Regions from separate parts of the Mus musculus genome. Here regions 2 and 3 are each linked to region 1. A link is a loop called in an ENCODE intact Hi-C map of the cell type or tissue named here. Cell type or tissue: heart. All regions are shown on one strand. Each heading gives the region's core, and the rest is flanking DNA. Links, peaks and the distances in the headings are about the cores only. Region 1 holds the start of Acin1 (apoptotic chromatin condensation inducer 1). Region 2 overlaps Dad1 (defender against cell death 1). Region 3 holds the start of 4931414P19Rik (RIKEN cDNA 4931414P19 gene).

Region 1 (8,309 bases), core at 2,064-7,063:
AAGACAGTTTCTCTGTGTAGCCTGGGCTGTCCTGGCCTCAAACTCAGAGATCTGCCTGCATATGCATCTCGAGTACTGGGAATAAAGATATGCACCATCAATGGCCAGCTAAAGGCTTTTTCTAAGCTGTTCCTATATTAAAGGTCAGAATCCTCTTCCTCTAAGCTGCCAGAGGTCACCTGCCAAGATGGTTTGCTACCCTCTTGACCCAGAAAAACCCACAAATTCATGCAAATCAAGAGGTTCAAACCTTCGTGTTCACTTTAAGAACACCTGGGAAACTGCCCAGGCCATCAAAGGTATGCATATCCGCAAAGCCACCAGGTATCTGAAGGACGTCACTTTAAAGAAGCAATGTGTGCCATTCCGGCGGTATAATGGTGGAGTCAGTAGGTGGGCCCAGGCCAAACAGTGGGGCTGGTTGGACACAGGGTCGGTGGCCAAAAAAAGAGTGCTGAATTTTTGCTGCACATGCTTAAAAATGCAGAGAGTAATACTGAACTTAAGGGTTTAGATGTAGACTCTCTAGTCATTGAACACATCCAGGTGAACAAGGCACCTAAGATGCGCCGACGAACCCACAGAGCTCATGGCTGGATTAACCCATCCATGAGCTCCCCCTGCCACAGTGAGATGATCCTCATTGAGAAGGAACAGATCGTTCCAAAGCCAGAAGAGGAGGCTGCATAGAAGAAAAAGATATCCCAGAAGAAACTGAAGAAATAAAACTCATGTCCCGGGAATAAATTCAGCATAAAATAAATGCAGATAAAGTTAAAAAAAAAAAAAGGTTACAATCAATAGCACTATGGCAAAAAGAATATATTAATATTTTATTCGAAATATTCAGTCCCAGGATTGATGTTAATACACAAGTAACCTGAAGAATAAAGAATTTTAGGGATTATGCATCTTTTAGAAAAAAGGTAACCCTACAGTCTAGGCTGGCTTCAAACTTGCAATCCTTTGGCATCAGCACCCTAGTCTGAGTAGTACAGGTGTGCTACCACAATGGACCCTGTCTCCCATGTCATATCATCAACTCCCACCTCTGTGTGTGTGTGTGTGTACGCTTTATCCTCAGGCTGAATTATGCCTTTTCATTTAAATGTTTTATTATTATTTATCTAAAAATAATGTACTATTTTTCTCAAAATTGAGAAGAGTTGAGATAGTACATATCTTTAATCTCAGCACCAGAGAGGCAGAAGCTGGTAGATCTCTGTGAGTTCTGGGCCAGTCTGGTCTATACAGTGAGTTCCAGACTATCGAGAGCTACATAGTGAGTTTCGGTCTCAAAAAAAGATAAGTGCTAGAGAGATGAATCAGCAGAGAGAAGCAACGCTTGTCCTTGCAGAAGACCCAGGTCTGGTTCCCAGAATCCACATAGTAGCTCACAACCACCTGTAACTCCAGTTCCAGGGCATCTGACACTTTCTTCTGACCCCTTTGGGCACCAGGCACTGATATAGTACACATGCATTCATGCAGGTAAAACACTCATACAAACAATAAATAAATCTGAAACAAATTTTTAAAAACAAGGAAATCTGAGAAGAAAAAAGTACTAGTTTCTCCAAAAAGATCAAGCTCCACCAAGCCAGAAAAACATCCTGTCATGTATCTCAAAAGATCAAGCGCAGGGGCAGAGAGACGGCTCAGCGGTTAAGAGCACCAGCTGCTCACTCTTACAGGGGACCTAGGTTTGAGTCCCAGTGTGTACTGGCTCACAATCATCTGTTAACTACAGTTCCAGGTATCCAATGCCTGTTTCTGACCCCTGGGGGGACCAGGCATAAACATGGTGCATATACACAATTGCAGGCATAACAAATATATGCATAAACTATAAATAAATATAAAAAACTATTTAAATACATAAAATCAAGAGACAAAGGAAAGGAACATACATTAATACTTGAGAGACTTGTAACTCCACTTCCATTAAAAATTAAACAAAATAAACCACAGAAAGGGGTGTATTTATGGCGTATGCCTGCAATCCCACCAGAGAAGCTGAGGTTAGAAAACTGCTGTATGTTTGAGTCCAGCCTGAGCTACACACTAAGTCCCTGCCTCAAAAACTCCAAAGCAACCAATCAGCCGTTTTGTTGTTTGAGTGAAAAGAAACCTCAGCACGCCAGGCTAGTTATGGCCCGTGCTTTAATCCCAGCCCCGGAGGCAGAGGCAGGAATTCCAGGGCAGCCAGACCAGGGTTACCCCTGTGCCCCTTTCTGTAGGGTGCAAACATCACTCTTTGTCCTTCAGCTTTCTTGTCACAAACTCTCCTCCTTAAGTCCTTACATGCCTATAGACCTTCAGAAATGAAGCCAGTCCAATACTTCCTGTGCTTTCTGTCATATTCTCTAGCAGGAAATGCTTATTTCCCTTACAGTAAGTCCCTTAGTAGCCAATGGCCACAGACAAAATGTGGATTATAAGTCTGAGAAAACAAGCGTATGTGCTGCACAACCTTTGTTGATACAAGTAAAACTGCACAGTCTAAAGTGCGATCCAAAATACAACTATGACGGAACTATCTTAGGTTTTTTCTTAATTGGTTTTTAAAGATTATTTTACACGCCTGAATGTTTTAACTGCATGGATGTGTGTGCCTATAGCAGAGGAGGATAGAGGAGGATATAGGATACCTTGGAATTGGAGTTATGGATGTCTGTGAGCCACCATGTAGGTGCTGGGACCCAAACCTGGGTCCTCTATAAAGGGCACTACCGAGTCATCTTCTCAGCTTCATTTATGTGTGTATGTACATGTATCTGTGAGTGCATGCTTGTGTTTGTGTGCTCAGTCATGTTCTCAGGAACCGAGGAGACATTAGATCCCATGGAACTGGAGCTACAGGTGTGTGTGAGCCATCTGATATAGTGCTGAGATCTTGAGCTCTGGTTTGAGTCATTGAGCAACAAGCACTCTTGACTACTGAGCTATCTCTCCGGGCCGTTAGGTAGCCTTTTAACGCTGTGTAACCTCCCAGAGCTGACTAGATGATGGGCCTAGATTTGAATGAGGTATTAGGGAACAGGAAGCACCTTTTCCAGTGTCCTGGGCCCACACCAATGCATTTTCCTTTAAGTGTGTGACACACTAAATGAAGGGTTTAAAAGCTGAAAAACGCCCTACAAGATGATATAGTGTAGAAACTTGTATTTTGTTTTTAACTATACGATAATGTCTTCAAAATAAAACATTTGTAGAAATCTGGGGGATGGAGCACAAGCCCATTACACCAGCACTAGGGAAGCTGGGCAGGGGACTGCCCTGAGTCTGAAGATAGAATAGCTTGAGTGCTCAGCCATTCTGGCTACACAGAGATACTCTGATTCAACTTTACAACAATAACAACAACAACAAAAACATTTATGCACAAACTCTTAGAAGAAAGTTTTTTTCCTAAGACAAACCGGCAGAGTAGTTATAAAACAATGACCTAAGTCAGACTACTCTTCCTATTACAGGTAAAGAAACAAAGGACTCCAAGTGTTAAGTATCTTGTCCTAAGTAATCAAAGTATTAAAGATGTTTAAGAGAAACTACAGATTGTTAAGCAGTTAGTCCTAGAACTAGGGGGTTACTAATAAGGTATCAAATTCTTTCAAATAAAACTGTATTTTTTAAATTCTTTTTCTTTTTTTAAACTCCATGTCTTTATACAAAATTGAGGTTGATTAGAATTCAACTGTCTGAGGGCTGGAGAGATGGCTCAATGGTTAAGAGGCCTGGCTGCTTTTATAGAGGACCCAGGTTCAATTCTGCACCCATATGGTGGCTCACGGCTGTCTGTAACTCCAGTTCCAGAGGATTTGACATCCTCTTCTGGCCTCTGTGGGGACCCTTTGGGAGGCAAATCACCCATACACATAAAATAAAAATAAACCTTAAAAAAAAAAAAAAGACATCAACTGTCTAGTGTGAGATCACTTGCAATAAAAATAGTTTAAGAAAATACTGCTTCTGATGACAAGGAAAACAACACCATGTCTTCCCATTTACTTACTATAGTCTCCAAATAGCCCATTCTATCTAAACAAACCTTTTCTCTTACCTGTGAATTTGGCTGGAATGCAGCATGGGGTGTTGAGTGTTTTTGTAAATTTTCTAGCATTAGAGCCTGGTATAAAGAAGAGCAAAAATCAGAAACCGGGAGGGGGAACAAAAACGCAATCCAGGTCTCTACCTCTCCCACAGCCTTCTCATTCAATTACTTAAATATACATTTATACTATATTCCTTTCACCGAGACTAAAAGCCCTTTATTAATACTGTTCTCATTCATCTTCATAAGTCTCTTAAAGGTAGCCATGGTTACTGCTCCCAAATGTAAAACACAGGCACACAAAGAATCAGTGACCTGGCTATGTCACAAAAATCAGCAAAAATGACAGAATCGGAACTAGAATCTCTATTATTGTCTGCAATTTTGACTAGGAGCCACTTCTAAATCCGGTAATACAGGCAAAAAAAAAATTCCAAGTACTCAGAACAAGTTTCAAATCACATAAAACCAACAAGAGGCTAATTTGGATTTGACTATTATTTGATTAGTTTTTCAGAACTACAACTACTTAACTGAACTTGCACAACTTCCAGCAGTGTAACACCCGGACAAATAAAATGTATTAAAAATTTCACAGGGAAACTAACCACAGACCTTGTAACCAGTGGTCTGACCTAATCCACACCCACCCACAAACTGTCAGCTTCGGGATAAGCAACGGTCTGTCAACTCAAACCCTGAACTGACCCAGAGTCCCCATCAGTATTACGAGTCACGTATGCTAATGAACTCTAATAACACTAGTTCAGCTCACCTTCTTTCCCTCCATTTACACCAAAGCGATACACAGTATGTGTACCTCCCGACAAGCTCACCCTCACTACTCAAACCGACACAAAATCCCCAGCCTAAAGTAATCTGTCTCACCTCTCGTACCAATAGCCACCAAATACTTATCCAGACTGCTGCTCGATTCCCTATAAATTAGACAGCCGTCTCTGACCAAGTCTTTCTATCAAGGTTTCCTTTCACTTAATCTAGTCGAGCGGACATTTTTTACCCTATCACAAATGTCCTATTGCAGACATAGACAGCAACCCCATCCGCCCAACTGTATCCCTAACTCGGACCCAGCCCTGCTCGCCCCCTTAAGGCCAGCCACACCGGTGGTTGTAGAGGGATTTAACTCCTTCTGCAGCGCATGCGCCGACAACACAGACACAAACAAGGAGGGGGTGGGGGAAGAAGGAAGGAGCTTAAGACACTCCGGGAGAGTAGCGCGCACCCTCCCATTTTGGGCTCGCGCCGCTGCCGTTAAGGCGGGAACCGGCGTTATCTCTATCCCAGCGCCAGCCACACCAACCACCGTGCGCGTGGATCTGCAGGCTCGCGCTGGCGGCCTGAGAGAGCTCGCGCCGAGCCCGGACACTGCGCCTGCGCCGCGGCGGAGACTCGTCTCTACCGGGTCCGCTCCCCTCCGACACCTCGGCAACGCTGACTTCTCACCCCTTTGAGCCGCTTGACCAGGGCACTCTTCTGCCCGCTCTTGGCTAGGCCTCGCTGCTCCAGTGCGGCCTTCAGGTCGGTCACCCGCAGAGCCTGAAGAGGCTTCCCGTCCAGAGTCACCTCCTCCAGCTCCGCCATCTTGCGTGAGGTACTCGGGTCCGTCCCGACGGCTTCGGGCATCTTCGGTAATTTCCGCCAACGCCCTTCGAACGGACCGGATTGGCCCCGCCCACTGCCATAGTCTACCCCTCTATTACCGCTCAGAATTCCCCGGGTTTCTCCGGAGCTGTTCGGTCGTTTCCGTCCCCACATCGGTACCAATCGGCTTTTTCCATCTACCTAGCGGCTGGCCCCTCCCATCTGGCTTTCAGGCTCGTTTGTTTTCGGCTTGCCGGGGCTTTGAATCGAATCTCTTCGGAAGCCCTCGAATCTGGCATACCCATAATCGGAGATATTCGGCTATCTCCGGACCTGGGGGCCGGGGCGCTGGGGCACTTGGGTATTTGGGGCTGGTTCCGGACCGGAAGTGCGTGGGTTACTGGGGGCTGGCTCTGCTTCGGGTTTTCAGGAAACATGGAAGAGGCTCGGAGAGTTGGAGCAGGAGCTGAAGGACTCTTGTGATCTCTGGGCGTCTTCCAAGGGGAAAAGGAAGGTAAGAGGAAAAGAAGTCTCTCCTAGGCCAGATGAGACTTGGTGTCTGCAGGTTTTTGGGGACCCCTCCTGCTTCCATCTTCTATATCCCGGCCATTCTGTGTAAGAAATACTTTGTCCTGTGGGGCTAAGGAATGAGAGACCTGCGGCTTCCTACGTGGGAAAAAGAAAAATCAGGTCTTTTGAGTTTATTAATGACAATAACCATGGAAGCCATGTAGCAAGACCCTGGGTTAAAAATTACCTTTCTCTGAAAAAGAGAAGTTTTAGGAGAAACTTCTCCCTGTAGAGCCACTTTGAAACTGGCAGTCACCCTGAACCGGGACTTAGAACTTACGTTTAGGGATTCTATTCTTTGTCGATACAAATCTTCCAACTTGAAGAGGTAGGAACAGCAGTAGTAATTACGGTCATAGAGAGGTGAAGGTTTTCGTTGTTGGAGAAACAAACTGTAGGACGGAAACATTTTGGAATAAGTTGGCTTACATTTGCACACATAATGCAAAGTCAGTGGCACTTGCAGGTATAAACCATTAAGGAAAACTGTTCAGAGATGTGCATCAATAGCACACTTTTTAGGCCAAGTCAAGAAAGCAAAGGCATTTTTTTTTTCAGAACCTGAAAAAAGTTAGTGTGGCTTCTGATTTTCTGCTACCTTATTTGAGACAAGACTTAGCCTGCTCTAAAGTTTACTGGTGTGGTACAGAATTTAATAAGGGGGTCATAGAACATAAATTTTTTAAAACAGATTTCAGAGACTGTGTACGCATTGCACAGAGGGTTCTTGCATCATGTCTCTCCAACACACACACACTTGTGTAACTGTGGAACAAACTGTTAGGGCCAGTTGCTTGTACCAAAGTTTAAAAAGCTGCACACTTTAATTTTAGAGAGAGAGCAAGCAAGATGTGTTTTCTGTGTGGGTTTTGATCATTTCTTTCTTTACTACCCAGGTTGCCTCAGCTGCTTGCCTTTCCTTATTATGTGTTTGGTTCTTTTCAAGACAGGGTTTCTCTGTGTAGCCCTAGCTGTGTTAGAACTCATTCTGTAGACCAGGCTGGCTATGAACTAGAGATTGCTTGTGAGTGCCTCCCAAGTGCTGGGATTAAGGGCTTCCCCACCATCTGGCTTGTTTTTATTATTTTGTGTATATGTGTGTCTGTCTATGGGTATGTGCCTGTCTCACAGAGTTCAAAGTTCAGATCAGGAGCTGAAGCTACAGGTGGTTTCAGGTCACTTGATGCACGGGTTCTGGAGAGTAGAAAGTGAATCGCTAGCATCACAGAAGTGCTGTGGTGACACTTCACAGTTCAGACTGACTATAAAATCAGAAGGGATGTGGGGAGAGAGACTATAGGTAGGTGGCATGCCTGCAGTCTGTAACACCAACAACACTTCAAGGCTGAGGCAGGAGAATCTTGAATTTGAGGCCTGCGAGATTTTTCTCTAAGACTCGAGGTAACTGAAAATAATTACTCTTCTCTTGGTACAGGAACCTCTGCCCCCAAATCATTCAAACCAAGACGTTCAGGTGTCTGTCACCTATGAAATTGCCAAGGCCATCAAGGCTGTGTGTACTTAGAAAGCCATCCAGCATCTAAAAGGTGTCCCTTTAAAGAAGCAGTGTGTGATTTGTAGGTAGTATAGCAGTAGAGTTGTTAAGTGTGCCAACAATAAGCAGTAGGTCTAGACATATGACTGGTGGAAGAGTGTTGGATTTTTGCTATCCATGCTTGAAAATGCTGAACTTCCAGGTTGTGCTATAGATTCTGTGGTCACTGACAATAGCCAGAGCAAAACACCCAAAATAGGGTCAGACAAACTCACGTGAGCTTGTCTGCCACATTGAAATGTTCCTCACGGAAAAGGAGCTGTTCCTAAGCCAGAAGAGGAGGCGACAAAGAAGAAAAGACATCCTAGAAGAGACTGTTGGAAAAAACTTCCAGCATGTGAATAAATTTAGCTTCAAATAAAAGCAAATAAAAGTTAATGTGCTAGAACAAAGGCCACCAGGAACAGTGGTCAGGTAGAGTCTTTGTTTTGTTTTGTTTTATTTTTTGTCTCAGGCTGGCCTGGAACAACAATGTAACTGAGACTGATCTTCTAACTCCTGATACTTCTGCCTCCAGCAGGTCTG
Region 2 (8,309 bases), core at 2,866-7,865, 450 kb before region 1:
TGTCATTATATTGAACCCAACCATTCCTAAAAGGCTTGTTAACTCACTCTGGAGTATGTCTAGCTAAGCAAAGAGCTAATAAAGAATGGAGAGGCTCAAGCTCTGTTAAGCTTCCGGGTAGTTGCAGGATACACCCAGAGCTGGAAATGCGGGCATCTCAGACTTCCGGGTGCACACCACCACCTGGCACCGTGTTAAAATGCAAAGCTTTGCTTCTGTCGCTTGGGGGTAAGGCCTGGGAGTCTCCTTTTCCAACAGCTCCAACAGTGGCCAGTACCACTAATGGCCGACTACCCACTGAATGGCAAGCCTCAATCATCCAGGATAGGGGTAGTCAGCTACACCCGAGACTGATTTGATCCAGTGTGACCCGGGCAACAGAAGCGTGAGTTCCTCAGCCTATGGCAGCGTGCAGTCCTATGGGAGGGCTTCTGGAGCACGGGTCATTTGGTAATCAGCTTCAGGGGAACACGACAGGGCTGTTCCCCATATATGGCAAACTTACTGCTCCTGAGAGACACAGAGCTCACTGGATACAGGATGCCTAGACTTCAGCCAGCAGACGCTACTCTACTCCGGCTTTGTCTTTAAAGTGATCTCCTGTGAAGACCTATGGTCTTAAGCACAAATCTGAGCTTCATTTCCTGACCTACTTCAGGAGAACTGGACCCTCTGAAGACAACTGTGACGTGAGACCAAGGCTTGTGAGGGAGCTTTGGGAAACAATGTGAGAGAAATCAACACCCGTGCACGCGCACACACGCCAGTCACATGCCACAGGCAGCACAGACAACCTCTCGTACACACAGAGTCACACAGAATGCAATACACAGACACACCTGCCTGCAGTCACAGTCACACCTCTCTCTCACCACACACACACACACACACACGCACACACACGCACACACACACACACTTTGCACTTGTTCTATACTGCCCAAGAGACACACATGTATTTCACTCTCCCAGAAGCTTATGGAAACGGACATAACAGGAAGAACACACAGGTCAGTTTCTGACAAGTGTTCACTGGTGCCGTTCCAGACAATGAAGGATTAATAAAGGATTGCCTGACCGAGCAAAGGACAAAGGACTGCCATTTTCCAGGTTGTCAGCAATGACAACTACTTAATGAAAACAAAGGTGAAGGGTCACAGGTGAAGAGTCACAGCTGGGAGCAAGTCATGAGAGCGCACTGAGCGGAGGGAAACGGACACACAAACATGAAGGAACGAATGGCACTTGGAGGCTGAAATGTTTTTAATATGGAAAGTAAGGGCTACAGTGAGGGGAGGCAGATTCTGTGTTAACAGCCGTACACTGTGGAGTTGGTCCGATAGAGCGAAGGGAGTTCTCTGGACGTGCCACCTCACAACCAGTGAGACTCGTAGTCAAGCACGAATCTGAAGAAGCCATGTGCAACAAGCTGCCAGCTCAAGAATGCTGATCCAGGGGACGTCAAAGAGTGAGCCTGAAAGAAGCACAAAGGTGTGTCATGTCCCAAATCCTTCCATCTAAACTCTCAACCCACATGACAGCTGCCGCACTCCTAAGTGCATCTCAGTGTTACATCCCAGGCTACAATAACCAGAACATGGCCAATGTTTCACAAGCGTTGTATGAGAGTAGCCTCTAGAAGGACTATGCTCACACAGAAATTCCAAGCTCACAAAAAGAAAAGGAAAAAAAGGCCGTTGAGGTGCTGGAGACTGGCAGCCAGCTCTTGACTTACCAATCCTAACTCTCCACCAGCCACTCACCTTCCTGGCCCTCACATTCCTCAAAGCACTAATGTCCAGTTTGAGGACAGACTAAAGAGCGTGGATAAAACTTCTCAGAAACCTCAGAAAGAGTCAGGTCTGTGAAGAGGTAATTTAGTTCTCACTTCTCATAAGTTACTTTGGGTAAGGTGAGCAATGCCTGCAGTGGGGCCAGGTTGCTGCTAAGAGCAGGGTGGATTCTGATACTAAAACATGTGACCCTTACACACCAAGGCCAGTCCACCAGAAAGGAAAAGCTCAGGAAAGAACGGGTCTTTGGTGGTAGTTTCCAGAAAACCCTGTTTTGTCTTCTCCAGTGAGGACAAACTTGGCAAGTGCTCAAACAGAGGCCTTGGGGTTTCTGAAATGCTGGCACAATGGACCAGTGAGCAACTCACAAGAATGCTTTTATATCTACAAGCAGAATAAAGGCTGCTATCAAAAACTGCCTCAAAATCTCCTCCCTGATGTCACTGAAACACGCAGAATGGAAGACACCTACTGAGAGAGGTGAGGGGGTCCCCAGTCTGTCCCCCAGGAAGAAACAGTACCATCTGACCCACCTATTCTAATCACCCTAATAGAAAGCAAGGAAAAATACAAGAAATAATGAAAATGACATTTTCTATATTTCATTCTATAGATGAAAATAACAACAGCTCCTGGGACTGTGGGCTCTTTCCCAGAACCTTCTCTAGACTGTCATTATTATTGGACAGATACGATCAAATGCTGCCCTTCCCTGGATCCTGACCACCCAATCAGAGCTGGAACTAGGGTGATATAAATCAGAGACAACTGTGCTCAACTCCCGAGAGCAGAGCACTGTTGAATCACTCTAATATTACAAGGCACAGATCATAACTTCTAAAATGAAGGACACTCCAGAAAGCAACTAAGCCAATCCTCTCCTTTAGAAATGATAAATCTACAACTTGGTAGCTTGGGAATTTTATCCACAGCTATTCTGTCCAACACAGTACCCAGCAGCTACACACATGTATTTAACTCTGGTTAAAACCGCCTTAAATCACGGGCAGGCAGGGCTGCGGGGACAGGTGGCAGGGTGCTGTAGCATCACAACACCCAGAGCCCACAGTGTCAGGCATGCTGGCTCACGTCCGCAGTCCCAGGCCTTGGGGAGGCAGGAGGGTCAGAACTTAACTATGGATTGAGTTCAAGGCTAGCTAAGGATTCAGAAGAGTCTGTATGATAAAAATAAAATATAAATAAATTAAGGAAATTAAAACTTAGTTCCTTGGTTGGTGAGTCCCTTTTCAGAAGTCCACCAAGCAACATTAATCATGTGACCAATGACCACTGTTGTGGGTGGGGCGCACACACACTCAGAGGACCCAGGTGCTGTGTGAGGTCACCTCAGCTCTCCCAAGCTGCATGCTCCTACAACTCTCCTGTACCACGGTAATGATGCCGCCTTTGCAGAAACACCTGGGTTATCTGTCTTTATCCCTTCTTATAAACCACTCGTAACCTTTCCCATTTAAGCAAGTTTAATATTTTAACAAACACAATCCTCTAAGTATGTGTGTACACATAAACATACATATATAATCATTCATATACACATATATATATATATAAAATCATTACTCAAAAGTCCTTGAAAATAGAGAGCAATGAACATCAGAGCTTAGGATCCAAACATTCATTATTAAGTGCCCACTCAGTCACTTAGTACCAAGGACTAAAGCCAACTGAAATTTTGCGGAGGCCAAGTTCCTTCAGGTTCAAAGCAGGCACATACACAGCTATCTGTCTCCCCGCGCACAGGGCAGACAGGGGAATTATATGCACTGATATAAGGTGCATGTGGAAGACACAGGAATCCTAAAGATGTGGTGCTGACGAAGCATCTTATAGATGGACGGTTCTGTAACACTGGACATTTTATTTTGAACTTTAATGTTCTCCCTTCAGTCACCCATGAGAATATGAATAAAAAGTAACAACTGGAGGGGGGAAAGGGAGGGAGGGAGGAAGGGAGGGGGGGAGAGAGAGAGAGAGAGAGAGAGAGAGAACTCGAACCAAAATGGAGTCCACAGCACAGTGCCCATCATAACTGTATTAGTGAAAGTTAACAGCTGTAAGAGATTACAATGAAGGCCAAGCTCCTCACTGTACAGGCAGGGAAACTGAGGCCTGGGATCGGCCTTAAGGTCCCTACCTTCAGGAACCTGGGGGCGGGGGGTGGGGGGGGGGTGGAGCAGGAACAGGATTTAACAACTTTAAAGCAATGTGACAATGCAGGGTTCAAGAGGTGTGCACTGTGGGCCTGAGAGCCCAGGGACCAGGCGCCTGTGCAGCCCAGTGGGTAACAATGACTTAGGGCTGGAGTCACCAGAGCCGGAGGTAAACAGCTAGGTCAGGACAGGAACCGAATTCTTCACGGATCCCCCAGTAAACTATATCCTGGCTCTCAGGAGGCAAAGGAGAGGATCGTGAGTTCAAGAAGAACCCGGGCCACAGAACAAGACTATCTCAAAAAAAAAAAAAAAAAAAAGAGCTGGATCAGTGGGTACTCCTGCTACTCCTGACAACCTGCGCTCCATCCCCAGGACCCACATGGTGGAAGGAGAGAGCAACCCCCGAACATTGTCCTTGGATCATCTGCCATGCTGCCCATATCCACAGACACACACCCCCACCACACACACACACACACACACACACACACACACACACACACACGAATAAATCTAACTACATCTGTCTAGCTCTCTGCCTTCAAAAGACCAACCAGAATAATTCAGCCACAAATTAAAAGAATCAATTAATGCTTTTTAGGAACTATTGAGACCAATCATAAAGAAGTTACCTGACTTTCCAGCCCCCTGAGGGCTGAGGCACCGAGATACAGTTAGGGGACCCACTCGCTCATCAACTAAACACTGAACAGTATTGCCAGGGGGCACTCCGAGCTGGAGGCAATAAAGGGTCTAGAATGAATGAAAGCCAAGTCCAGACACTGACAAAGGGAACCCTGTGAATCCTGCATTTATCAGCACAGGTGAGGAAGACAAGCCTGGGTCCTGCTAAGGATCCCTAGCTCAGCACTGCCATCTCCTAGCCAGGATGGAAAGAAACCCCTGGTCGGCATTTACACTTACCTGGGCCTTTGCTGCCCTCCCATGACGGGAAAGGAACTAGCTTTAGTTGTTCCACCAAAATACAATTCCTATGCTTTGTGATCCACTCCCAGCATAGGAAAGGTGCATCCACTAGATGGCGGCAGAGTGCAGAGGGTACCATCTAGACTGAAGAGATGGCCCCATGCCCATATGCATGCAGGAAGCCCTAAATGGACTCGGTAGGTTATAAAATAATTTGAAAAGAGCATGTGGTGGGGTACTAGGTAGGGGCGGTACTACCAAAATACACTACAAACGTGTGAAATTGTTAAAGAATAAATTAAAACTTTTTTTCTTTAAAGTCCAGGGCAAGTGGGCTGGCTCAGGGAGGATGGGCACTTCCCTGGATGCTGATGCCCCAGTGTGATCCCTAGGACCCACACGGTGGAGAGAGCTTTCAGAGGTAGTCAGTCCTGTTCACCACATGTGTTCTAGGCACACACACACACACACACCAGCTCCTCCCCCCTCAATAAAATCTAATAAATTTTAAACAACAATTTTTTTTTCAAGTTCCAGGCAAGCCTGGGATAAGGAGACCCTGTCTCTTAATTAATTAAAAATAAAGATGGAGATGGAAAAAAGGAACACAGTTTGAGTCCCTTCCCAAGGTAATTCTCTAGATTACTAAATTATGATAAATTAAAAAAAGAAAGAAAGAAAGAGAATTGCCTAGTAATAAACAGTACTGTCAGCTCAAAGGTAGCCTTCCAGCACTAGCTAGGATTAAAGGTAGCCTTCTAGCACTAGCTAGGATTAAATGCTACGAAATTTTAAAGATAGTAAGAGACTCTCCCCATAATATTAAAAAAGCAGAACTAACAAAATTTCAGCCCAGGCTTCTGGCAACAACCTCCATCTAGGAAGGCAAGCACACTAACGTTGTGTTATTCTTGGTGCCCACGTCACTTTCCCCAGTCCCATGGCCCATATCGCCAGGTATGTGAACTCCCCAAATGCAACCCAATGGTGCGCCATCTCCCTTTTCATCCTTTCTTTTAAAAACCCTGAAACCGGGCAGACTATGGCACACATCTTTAATCCCAGACACAGGAGGATCTCTGAGTCGGAGGCTAGGCTGGTATAAAGCAAGTTCTAGGACAGCCAGAACTACACAGAGAAACCCTGTCTAGAAAAACAAACAAACAAGCCAACAATCTTGAAACTGGAGCTGGAGAGATGACTCAGCAGTTAAGATTATAAACTGGTCTTTCAAAAGACCCAAGTTTGGTACCCAACACGACAATGAGCAGTTCCTAACTGCCTATAACTAGCTCCAGGAGACCCATCACTTCTGGTCGCCATGGGAACCTGCACTAACATACATAAACCCACAAGACATATACATATATGCAAATTAAAATTAAAATTTTTTAAATTAGAAAAAGGATCTAAAATTGGGCCCAGGAACTGAGGACCTATACTTGCAATCCCAGCACGTGGCAAGGGTTGGAGGGTCAAGAACACAAGGCCATCCTTCAGTACATAACTGATTTGAAGCGACCTTGTCCTACATGAGAGTCTGTTTCAAAGCAAAAACAAATGAAAGATTTCTCCTTGTGCTCTCTGGGTCTCTCAGTGCCCAGTCTGCAAATGGGAATGGCAGGCTCGCCTGCTTGAGGCCATTTGAAAGTCAAATGATACTCACAAGCACTTGTAGGACATGCAGTGAGCGCCACTTGAAGCAACTGCCCTTCACTGGCCCCCCTAAGTCACACTGACTTTTACAGCGCAATGCCATTTTCTTTTGATATGCCTTTTCTTCCTGGTTTTAAATACCACCTTCAAATTCATTAAATTTTTTAAAATGCCCATCTGTCAACTGGAAAATAAGGAGACTGTTAGGCAGCAACATGAGAATCTAGCCCCAACTGTGCTGCCCTATAGCCCCGTAATTCATTTCACAGAATAAGGGCATCAACACCGCCAGTGTCTTAGGAATGAGTGTTTTATAAGCGCACTGAGTGGTCTTGTTTTTGTTTTCCTTTTCATCCTACCTTCTGAGTTAGTGTGACCATTAGAGCACACAGCTGAATGAAAACCACACAGATGGGACAGACAGATGTGTGGGACCACAGGGTAGCTAGCGTGTATCGGGTCAAAGGTCTCTGGAAAATGTGCAGGGCGATCCCCAGACAAGAGCGTTTCCCCACCTTTTCTAGGAGCCTACTACTTTCAACAAAGGACGGGCACTGCGATCTGGGACTGGGCGATTCTGCACACACCATGCATCCCTGGTTCTCGTGTGAGGTTTCTGAGGCTCTCAGTACCAACACACAGGTTTCCATGTAGTGATGTAAAGAGGGTGGACCTGGGACATTTTCTCCCAAAAGGTTATTATTTCCTAAGATTCTCTTCTCTTGCCACCTGGAAGCAATAGTACGAAATCTTATTGTGCAAAGGAAAGGAAAAGCACAGGCATTCGTCCCTGAGTTGCATGAGCATAGGGCCAAACATCAAGCGGCAGAGGATACTCTACATCGTGCGCCTGTGCATCTGGGAAGCAACTGCATTGTTCCCGGCTCATTTTCTCTCATCAAGGAAAAATATGTGTTGGGAAAAATCATGTCCGTTTCACTGCTTTAAGACTCTGCTTCTGGGATGTAGAGGGCTGAATGAGAATGGCCACAGGTTCCTATGTTTGAATGCTTCCACCCAGTAGGTGGAACTGTTTGGGAAGGATTAGGAGGTGTGTCCTTGTTGGAGGAGGTATGTCACTGTGAGTAGGCTTTCAGGTTCAAAAGCCCATGCCACTCTCAGTTAGCTTTGTTTCAAGCTTGTGGCTCAAGATGTAAGCTGCCAGCTACTGCCCTAACACCAAGCCTGCCTGCTGCCATGCTCCCCACCCTGACAGCCATAGACTCTAACTCTTTGCAGCAATCAATACCAAATTACACACTTTCTTCCACAAGCTGCCTCTGCCATGGTGTCTTGTCACAGCATTAATGAAGTAACTGAGACAAGACGGGAGAGTGGAGAGGAGGGCACACAACCTATGAAGGGAGGGCAGAGAGAATTTTCAGCTCTACAAAAGAGATCTAGGCCTACCTGCATTTCCCTATTAAAATTCTGTAAAGTTTGTTTGGGGGGGGCAAGATGGCTTCGTGCTTAACAAGGGATGAAGCAAACAAACCGAATGTTACCCATCTGGTCCTAAGTCTTCTCATAAGTTAATCCAACTTTACCATTTGAGTTCAGGGCACACATTCCTAAGAAGCAGCTGTCATACATTCACACTACTCTGAGTACCTACCAGGCAACAATGGCCATAATTAATATTTAACATCAATGGCAATCAGAATTGGGAAAAAACTCAAGAACAAATCTAAAAGCAAAACTTGCAGTTTATCTTTCTTCAAAAGCCTTTGGGAGCACACCTGTAACCCACAGGCTGACG
Region 3 (8,309 bases), core at 2,191-7,190, 76 kb before region 1:
ACACAAATGTCCTCATGAAATTGTGTGTGCAAAACACTGTGAGAGAGCTTTCCCTTCTCTCCTGGGAAATGAGTGTCCCAATTAAAATAACCCAGTATATTTAATCTATTGGCCTGTCACACTCGCTGCTACATTGCTGCTACAGCACTTGGTTTTGGTTCTGAGTGAGTGTGTCTAAAATACATGCCAAAGGCTTTGTGAGGGCACCTCAAATCTCTCTGTTGCCTGTGGTAGAAATTCACATTATCGCTTTAACCCGATTAAAAACAAATCTATACTTCCCCAAGCGACTAAAATTTAAATCCTTCAACCACAAAATTTACCAATTCTTAAAATGTGATCCAAAAAGAAAAAAAAAATCTGTAAATTGGTCTGGGAACAGTTGCACACGGCTTCTCAACTTGGTATATTTTTAAACCTCGACCAGGAAAAAGAAAGAGAAAGAGAGACAGGAAAAGAAATGGGGAAAAGAGCAAATTCCCCTTAGCAACAGTTTCCTCACCCCAGCACTGCCACAGATCTCTATTTTTAAAAATTTGGAAAACGCACACAAGATGAAGGAGGAAAAAAAATGGAAAAAGGATACTCGAAGGTCGTATGGCTCTTTGTATTCGTGTGTGTGCAAAAAAGGAGGACTCGCGGAGCCGGAGCTCACAAGCCCCGCCCCTTCCCGGCCGCCCGCCCGGATTGGCCGCCGCCCGCCCCGCCCGCAAGCACACGCGCCGCACCCGAGGCGCCCGTCCGGGGGGCCCCCGAGGGCCGCGAGCTCCCGGACCTGGCCGATGCGCCCACTGCCCTTCCCTTTCTCCTCGCTGTCCGCTCATCTTTCCCGTCTCGTTCTCCCTCCCCGCCCCCCAAGCCAGGCTCAGAAGAACCACCCTGTGAGTGAGCGCCCTCTGACATTGCTAAGCTGGGAGAACTAGCGAACTTGGGACCTCTTAGGCTGATTGAGCGTCAGGTTTGGGGGGCGAGGCCCTCCAACCCTTGGTTTCCCAGGCCAGTGTCTCTGGGTCACACAAGTTGTCTAGCAGCCCACCTTTACATGAACATCTATGAGTGTAACGTTGTTCAAGTGAGAGGCTAAGTAGCCTTACACTTGGGGCTTGTTTTTGCACAGCCTGAGCCAGGCTCCCCTACTAGGCTAAAACCACATTCTGAAGAAACCAAAATGTCTCCCTCACACACCCTGCATGTAGACCATTGCTTAAACCTCGATTTTAAGCAGTCCATAAACCGGTCTCACTGCACCTTTTTATTATAAAACGTTTGCGCGAACACACACACACACACACACTAACATACATACATACATACGTGTGTGTGTGTGTGTGTGTGTGTGTGTGTGTGTGTGTGTGTATTTTTTCTTTTGGTGGGGGCACTCGCGTGCCGCAATGCAAAGTGTGGCAATTAGGGGACAACTTGTGCCAGGTGTGGTGGCGCATGCCTTTAATCCCAGCACTCGGGAGGCAGAGACAGGCGGATTTCTGAGTTCGAGGCCAGCCTGGTCTATAAAGTGAGTTCCAGGACAGCCAGGGCTATACAGAGAAACCCTGTCTCAGAAAAAAGAAAAAAAAAAAAAAAAAAAAAAAAAAGAATAGGGGACAACTTGCAGGAATTCTCTCCACCTAGAGGGTCTGAAGGATCAAACTCAAGTCCACAGGGGTTTGGCAGCCTTCACCAGTGTCTCTGCTGGACACTAAGTTCTCTTTCTCCCCCCCCCCTCTCCCTCTCCCTCTCCGTCTCTCTCTCTCTCACCTATTTATTTATGTTTTAATATCTGAAACCCATGACCCTTCTCAAGTCTTCTTTCTAGGACTTCCTGCCTTTTCCTCCTCACTCGAACCCCTGACCTATGAGTTTATAAAAGAAAATGAAAAGAACTCTAAAAATGGTGATGCATGCTTTAACCACATTAAAAGAAAAAGATGTGTTCCCGTTTCTTTTTCCCTCTTGTTCTGGAAGCAGTTTCTATGCTTCTGGCTGTGGCCTGGCTGTGTTGAAGAGGAGACTGCAGACGTCTCCAGCTTTGCACAGCAATGTTGACATGGCTTCTTACAGAGGGTAAGCGACTGTGACAGTACAGGGGCACAACACACAGAGGCATGTGTCATTATGTGTGGCCGGAGGATGGCTCTGTCTCCAGGGGAACAGGCTTCACTGGGCATTAGCTTCTACTCCCAGTCACCGTCCTCAGTCTCCGTATGCCTCCTCGCCAAAGCCTCCTGGTCCAGCTCTGCCTGTCAGTGTCTCTATCCATCTTTCCCTGCTGCATCCAGTAACAGTCTCCCGGTTTCCCTCCATTACTTTCCTGTTCCTCTCTCTGGTCTCAGTCCTTGTAGCTTCCTTTCTCACACTTATTGCCTCTGTGATTCCAGCTTTCTGGGTACCTCAGAGGGAGTGATAACTTCTCCTTGTTACATGAAAATCCGTAAGCAGTGCCTGGTTTATTGATTGCTTTTATTATTATTATTATTATTATTATTATTATTATTATTATTATTATTATTTAACGTTTGTGAAGTGGGACTGGGAAAGGACCTCACTCAGTAAAGAGCTTGGTGCTTAAACGAGAGGACCCGAGCTGCATCCTTGGCGCCCGCACAGAGCTGCATATGGCCATGTATGTATAACCCCAGCTCTGTGGAGGAGGAGGCACTGGGATCTTAGGGTTGCTGGCCAGCCCCAGGGACCTAATCTCTGAGATACTAGTGAGGGAGAGTCAGTCTCAAAAAAAAAAATAAAATAAAATAACAACAAAACACCAAAGTGGCCAGCTCCTGAGGGATAGCAGCTGATGTTGACCAAACATTGTGTGAACTAAAGGAAACTTTTTTTTTCCATTCTCATGGCCTTGCTCATGCTAAGTACGCACATATTCTCCAACTGGGCTACACCCTCCCAGGGCACAAAGTGGATTTTCTGTTCAGTTAGGGGTGGGGGGTAGTGTGTAGTGATTGCTTAGCAGGTAAAGGAAGCTGCCAGTAAGCCTGATGATCCATGTTCTATCCTCAGGACCCAGATGCTGAAGGAGTGAACCAATTCTCCCCCCCCCCCCCGCCACTCCACTCCCCCCTCCCAACAGCTGTCCTCTAACCAAATTGTTTTCTGACCTCCACATGTACACTATGGTTCTAGTATCTCCCCCCCCACACACACACACACAAAGGCCTGCAAGTTGCCCTCCCTCTGACCTGAACACACACACTAAATAAATACTAAACAGATACTTTTTAATTTATTCTTGTTTATTTATTGTATGCATGTCAGAGAGTTGATATGGAGGTAAAATTATTTTTATGTGGGAGGGGGGGCAGTAGAGGGCATCAGATCCCCTGGAACTCCAGACATGCATGTTTGTAAGCCACCATCATCTAGGGAATGAAACCTGGATCCTATATAAGGACAAGTGCTCTTGGGGCCTGGAGAGATGGCTCAGTGGTTAAGAGCACTGACTGCTCTTTCAGAGGTTCTGAGTTCAATTCCAGGCAACCACATGGTGGCTCACAACCATCTGTAATGGGATCTGATGCCCTTTTCTGCTGTATCTGACAGCTACAGTATACTCATATAAATAACATAAATAAATACATCTTTTTTGTTTTTGTTTTTTGAGACAGGGTTTCTCTGTGTAGCCCTGGCTGTCCTGGAACTCACTCTGTAGACCAGGCTGGCCTCAAACTCAGAGATCCACCTGCCTCTGCCTCCCAAGTGCTGGGATTAAAGGCATGTGCTACCACGCCTGGCAATAAATAAATAAAAAAAAGAACAAGTGTTTTTAACTTTTTGCCCCTGAACCCATGGTATCTTCTTTCTTTTAAATAAGCCAGGTCAGCAATTCGTCTCTAGTGACAGCTGAACCTGAACTATGAAGGGTTAAGTACTGAGTTGTGTTAAGCACCTAACTCAAAGGCAAAGGCTTCTGGGAGAAGTGAGTTGAGTTAAATAACCTCAAGAAGCTGACATGAGTAGAATTCCTTCTGCCTGACCCATTAACAAATGCAAAGCAGATATTTTAGGATTTTTTTTTTTTTTTTTTTTTAAGCTTCAGTTGGGCATAGCCTCTGGAAACCAGAGCTTGGCTTTGAGGCCAGGCCTGGTGGAGCCCTGAGGGATGAGGACAGTCAGCAGGCTAAGGGAGAGGAGAGGCAGCCTGGGTCAGAGAGGAGGCAGCAGCTGCTCCTGGGGGCGGTTCTGGTTGCTGTGTCTGCGATTTCTTCTTGCCCACTGTAATTAAAGCTTTCCCAATATGATTCTGGCTTCCCGAGGAAAGTAGAATTTATTAAAACATACAAGAAATAAACATAAAACATTGGTGATGCTCGGTTACAAGAGAAGTTTATTTTAAAGCATAAAGCCCTTGTGTCTTAAGGCCAGTGCTTGCTGGTCACTTTTATTCTTGTGTTATGGCCCTGGCAGAAGGCGATCTTCTAAGAAAACAGTAACATAAGAGGAAAAAGAAAAGACCCCAAGAGTGCACACTAAGATAGATCCTCTATTACTCTGGGTAAGAGGGGAGCACTCCCCTTAGATACTCCCCATCTGTACCCCTCAGACTTACTCATTATCCTACCTCTTTTGCTGCTGGTTTTGGGGTTTTTTGTTTGTTTGTTTTTTCGAGACAGGGTTTCTTTGTGTAGCCCTGGCTGTCCTGGAACTCACTCTGTAGATCAGGCTGGCCTCGAACTCAGAAATCCGCCTGCCTCTGCCTCCCGAGTGCTGGGATTAAAGGTGTGTGCCACCACGCCCAACTGCTGCTGGGTTTTTGTCTTGTTTTGTTTTGTTTTTAAATATTCATTCATTTATTATGTATACAGCACTCAGCCTGCATGTATGCCTGCAGGCCAGAAGAGGGCACCAGACCTCATTAAAGATGCTTATGAGTCACTTTATGGTTGGCTGGGAATTGAACTCAGGGTCTCTGGAAGAGCAGACAGTGCTCTTAACCTCTGAGCCATCACTCCAGCCCTTATTTTTGTTGTTTTCTGTTTTGACTTGTACCCAGGCTGGCCTCATCCTTGCTAGAGAGACAAGAATGGCTTTGAACTCCTAATCCTACCACTACCTCTTCTACCTATTTGTTTTTTCCAGACAGGTTTTCTCTGTATAGTCCTGGCTGTCCTGGACCTAGCTCTATAGATCAGGCTGGCCTGGGACTCACAGAGATCTACCATAGTGATGAGACTGAGGGCCTGTGCCACGACCTCGGGTGGATTGCAGGGGTATACAGTGGTTCCAGGCTTCATCTCACCTCTTACTTTTTTCCCCAACATGCCACATGGATTCTGTAGGCCAGAATAAATCGGTCGTTTCATTTCCCCTCAAAGGATGTGACCTTCCTTTACCCCAAATGGCTTTGACAGTTTTCTCATTTGCTAGCTGAAGAGGATACTGAAGAGACGCGGACCTTCTGGTCTTGCCTAAGAGGGAACACTCAGTAACTATTATGCTTCAGCCTCTGATGTGCTTAGCTGTCCTCTCCCCTCCTCCGTGCCCCACCTACCTCTTCCATCTCTTCACAAACATTCTGCTCACCCTGCAGCACTTTCTACCCCCACAGCCCGCCCTTGCCAGATACAGAGATGCCATAAGGCATCCAGCCTTTACCCCCACCATGTTCTCTGCTGGCAAGAGAACTCGCCGGCCTCTGGGAGTGCTTGCTTTCTTTTTGATCCCTATTAGTCCCCACTAACCCAGAGGAGTCAGGTTCTGGTGATACTGAGCTGTACATGGAGGGAGGGAGGGAAAATGTCAGCCTAGCCTTCAAGAGCCTTGTCTCTTGGAAACAGCAACTGCCACGAGAAATCAATCTTTCAGCTATTTAAGGCAATTTCTTTTCCATCATCCTTTGTCAAGACCACTGTATTAGGAATGAATCTGGAGAGGGTCCCTGAACGAGTACATGCCACTCAGTAGCTGCATCACCGCCACCTGGCATCCATCATCTTCATGATAGCTAGCTTGCTGCTGCACAGTCACCTCCCACCAGTGAGAATTTACAAATACACAGGGCAGCTACTGATGGCCTACAAAATAGCCGTTTTTTTTTTTTTTAATTTATTCTATGTGTATGACTGTTTTGCCTACATAGATGTTATGTGCAGGTGTGTGCCTGGTGCTGGCAGGGGTCAGGAGCTGGGTCCCTTGGAACTGGTATTGTAGATGCTTGTGAACCACCATTTGGGTGCTGAGATTTGAACCCGGGTCCTCAGCAAGAGCAACCAGGACTCTTTACTACTGAGCCGTCTCTCCAGCTCAGAAACTAATGACTAAAAAAAAATTATATATTCATTTTTATTCTTTTTTTGTTTGGTTGGTTTTGTTTTATTTTGAAAACAGGGTTGTTCTGTGTATCCCCCCTGGAACTCACTCTGTAGACCAGGCTGGCCTCAAACTCGCAGAGGTCCACCTGTCTCAGCCTCCCAAGTGCTTTGATAAAATGGGTGAATGACCATAACTGGCTAATATTTTTTGTGTCTGTGTGTGTGTGTGGAAGTTTAGGTACCCTCAAGGCCAGAGGCACTGGACTCACTAGAGTAAGCTGTGAGCTGCCTACTGTGGGTACTGGGTACTGACCTATCACACACTGACTCCTATTAAACGACTTTTGTACCACCGACCCAGGTTAGAATAGGAATATGCCAGGAAATTCTAGGTCTTCAGGTTTCACATCCTCTCTCCTACAGGACTCTGCAGATCAGGGGTGGAAACAGAGACCACTGCCAAAGCAGTGTGAGGAGACCTGGGGCGAGAAGCCCATCCAGTGTCTGTGTGTCCTGCCCTCTGGAGTAATGAACTGGAATCTGTCTTCAGCATGTTCCCTCTTCAAGGCACAGTTTTCAAACAGTGTTCTTTGGGGTCCCAGGGAATGTTACAGAGGCTGTAAAAGTACAATGATGGGGGCTATGCACTCTGAGACTCCACTTCAGCCTTTTTTTTTTTCTTTTCTTTTTTTTTTTTTTTCAAGACAGTGTTTCTCTTTGTAGCTCTGGCTGTCTTGGAACTCACTTTGTAGACCAGGCTGGCCTCGAACTCAGAAATTCGCCTACCTCTGGCTCCCAAGTGCTGGGATTAAAAGCCTGTGTTACCACTGCCCAGTCAAGTTGATTTATTTTTAAACATTCTAAATATATTTTTTAAGACTGGAGAGATGGCTCAGCTTTTAAGAGAATTAAAACAAACAAACAAAAACAATACAAAAAAAAAAAAAAAACCTCACCCTTACTTCCAATTTATTATGTAGCTTAGAATGGCTAGGGTTTGAACTTAGGGCTTCCTAAATGCTAGATATGCACTCTACCATTTGTGCTACATTCCAGCCAAAATATTCTAATTTTTAAAATGTACAGTCTGTTTGGGTTCTCGCTAATGGTCCTCTGGCTCCAGAGCTGTACAACAAAATGAATCTGCTGAGGCAAAGGAGTCATTTGTTTTCCAAACTCTGTCCTCCAGGCTCACTAATCCACAATTTCCCTGCACTTGACAAATGCAATTAACAAGCCTCGATCAGTTCCCATGGACAGCATCATTGATCAGAACACAAACTGCATGGCGCTGAGAAGGGAGCTGCAGTCCAGGGAGCCAGACCCACCTGACTTCTACTCACTCGCAGTCTATGGTCCATCCTCCTGACAACCCCACCTCTGCTCACAGACCACCTCGGGGTGGGGTGTGAAGCCAACAGTGTGAGTGCTCAGCAGGGACCTTCCCAGCCACACATTCTAGCAGCATTTGGGCTGCTTCCTGCCCCAGAGGCCAGAAGCCAGCCTCTCCTCCTCAGTGGCAGGCGCATCCGTGCCCTGAGAGAACAGAAGAGGACTACACAGGCTTCCACTTTCTCAGGGCTCAGGCCTTCCCTTCCCATCTCACTCAAGACTCCAGATCTGGCCCAGTGTGTTAGCACATACCTTGACTCCCGGGTCTCAGGAGGCAAAGGCAGGTGGGTCCCTGTGAGTTCAAGGCCAGCCTGTCCTACAGAGTGAGTTCCAGGATAGCCAGGGCTCAAATGAAGAAAAGAAATTCCCAGATTTATCCTGTTTATCATTCTACATTGCATAGTCTCCTCCTACCCCAAACACAAGACCTTCCCTCTGCAGCCCCGCCCACAACATCCCTGTGCATCTTTCCACCTCAACTTTTCACCTCTTCAAACTGAAGCAAGAAGTCTCCCCTCCTCCCCACCTTTCTCTCCTGCTTTGCTGTCAGCTTCAGGACTGGGGACATTAATGTATTCACCAGACTTTGTCCTCAGACCACCATTTCCTGTAATTACAGTGCCTTCTCTCTCACTGTCCTGGCCTGAAAGGAGGGGC

Evidence for each region. Peaks named below come from ENCODE experiments on the same cell type or tissue, not always from the same donor. Only the 100,000 strongest peaks of a DNase experiment are listed, where the experiment ranks them.
Region 2: it touches region 1 in a loop (2.5-fold over the local background); 1 of 42 quality-filtered maps calls a loop at or near these places.
Region 3: it touches region 1 in a loop (2.4-fold over the local background); 1 of 42 quality-filtered maps calls a loop at or near these places.

What each region holds. Positions count from the first base shown.
Region 1 is chr14:54,680,948-54,689,256 of GRCm38, forward strand. Acin1 (apoptotic chromatin condensation inducer 1) reads right to left here and starts at 5,984. Exons shown (of 19, transcript NM_023190.3): 1 at 5,522-5,984; 2 at 4,064-4,129. The coding sequence starts at 5,833. It overlaps 1700123O20Rik (RIKEN cDNA 1700123O20 gene), which reads left to right and starts at 5,224. Exons shown (of 2, transcript NM_021437.2): 1 at 5,224-6,173. It also overlaps the pseudogene Gm8776. In heart, for the core only: a CTCF peak has its summit at 5,166; DNase peaks (open chromatin) are centred at 5,264 and 5,844; H3K4me3 peaks cover 3,038 bases; H3K27ac peaks cover 2,410 bases.
Region 2 is chr14:54,234,240-54,242,548 of GRCm38, forward strand. It overlaps Dad1 (defender against cell death 1), which reads right to left. Exons shown (of 3, transcript NM_001113358.1): 3 at 1,246-1,474. Among named protein-coding and RNA genes, the nearest start is that of Dad1, 16 kb to the right of the region's middle. In heart, for the core only: a CTCF peak has its summit at 4,998 (motif pointing right); a DNase peak (open chromatin) is centred at 5,002; H3K27ac peaks cover 666 bases.
Region 3 is chr14:54,605,301-54,613,609 of GRCm38, forward strand. It overlaps 4931414P19Rik (RIKEN cDNA 4931414P19 gene), which reads right to left and starts at 608. Exons shown (of 7, transcript NM_028890.2): 1 at 503-608. In heart, for the core only: a CTCF peak has its summit at 4,848 (motif pointing right); no DNase peak of the experiment used is centred there; H3K27ac peaks cover 90 bases.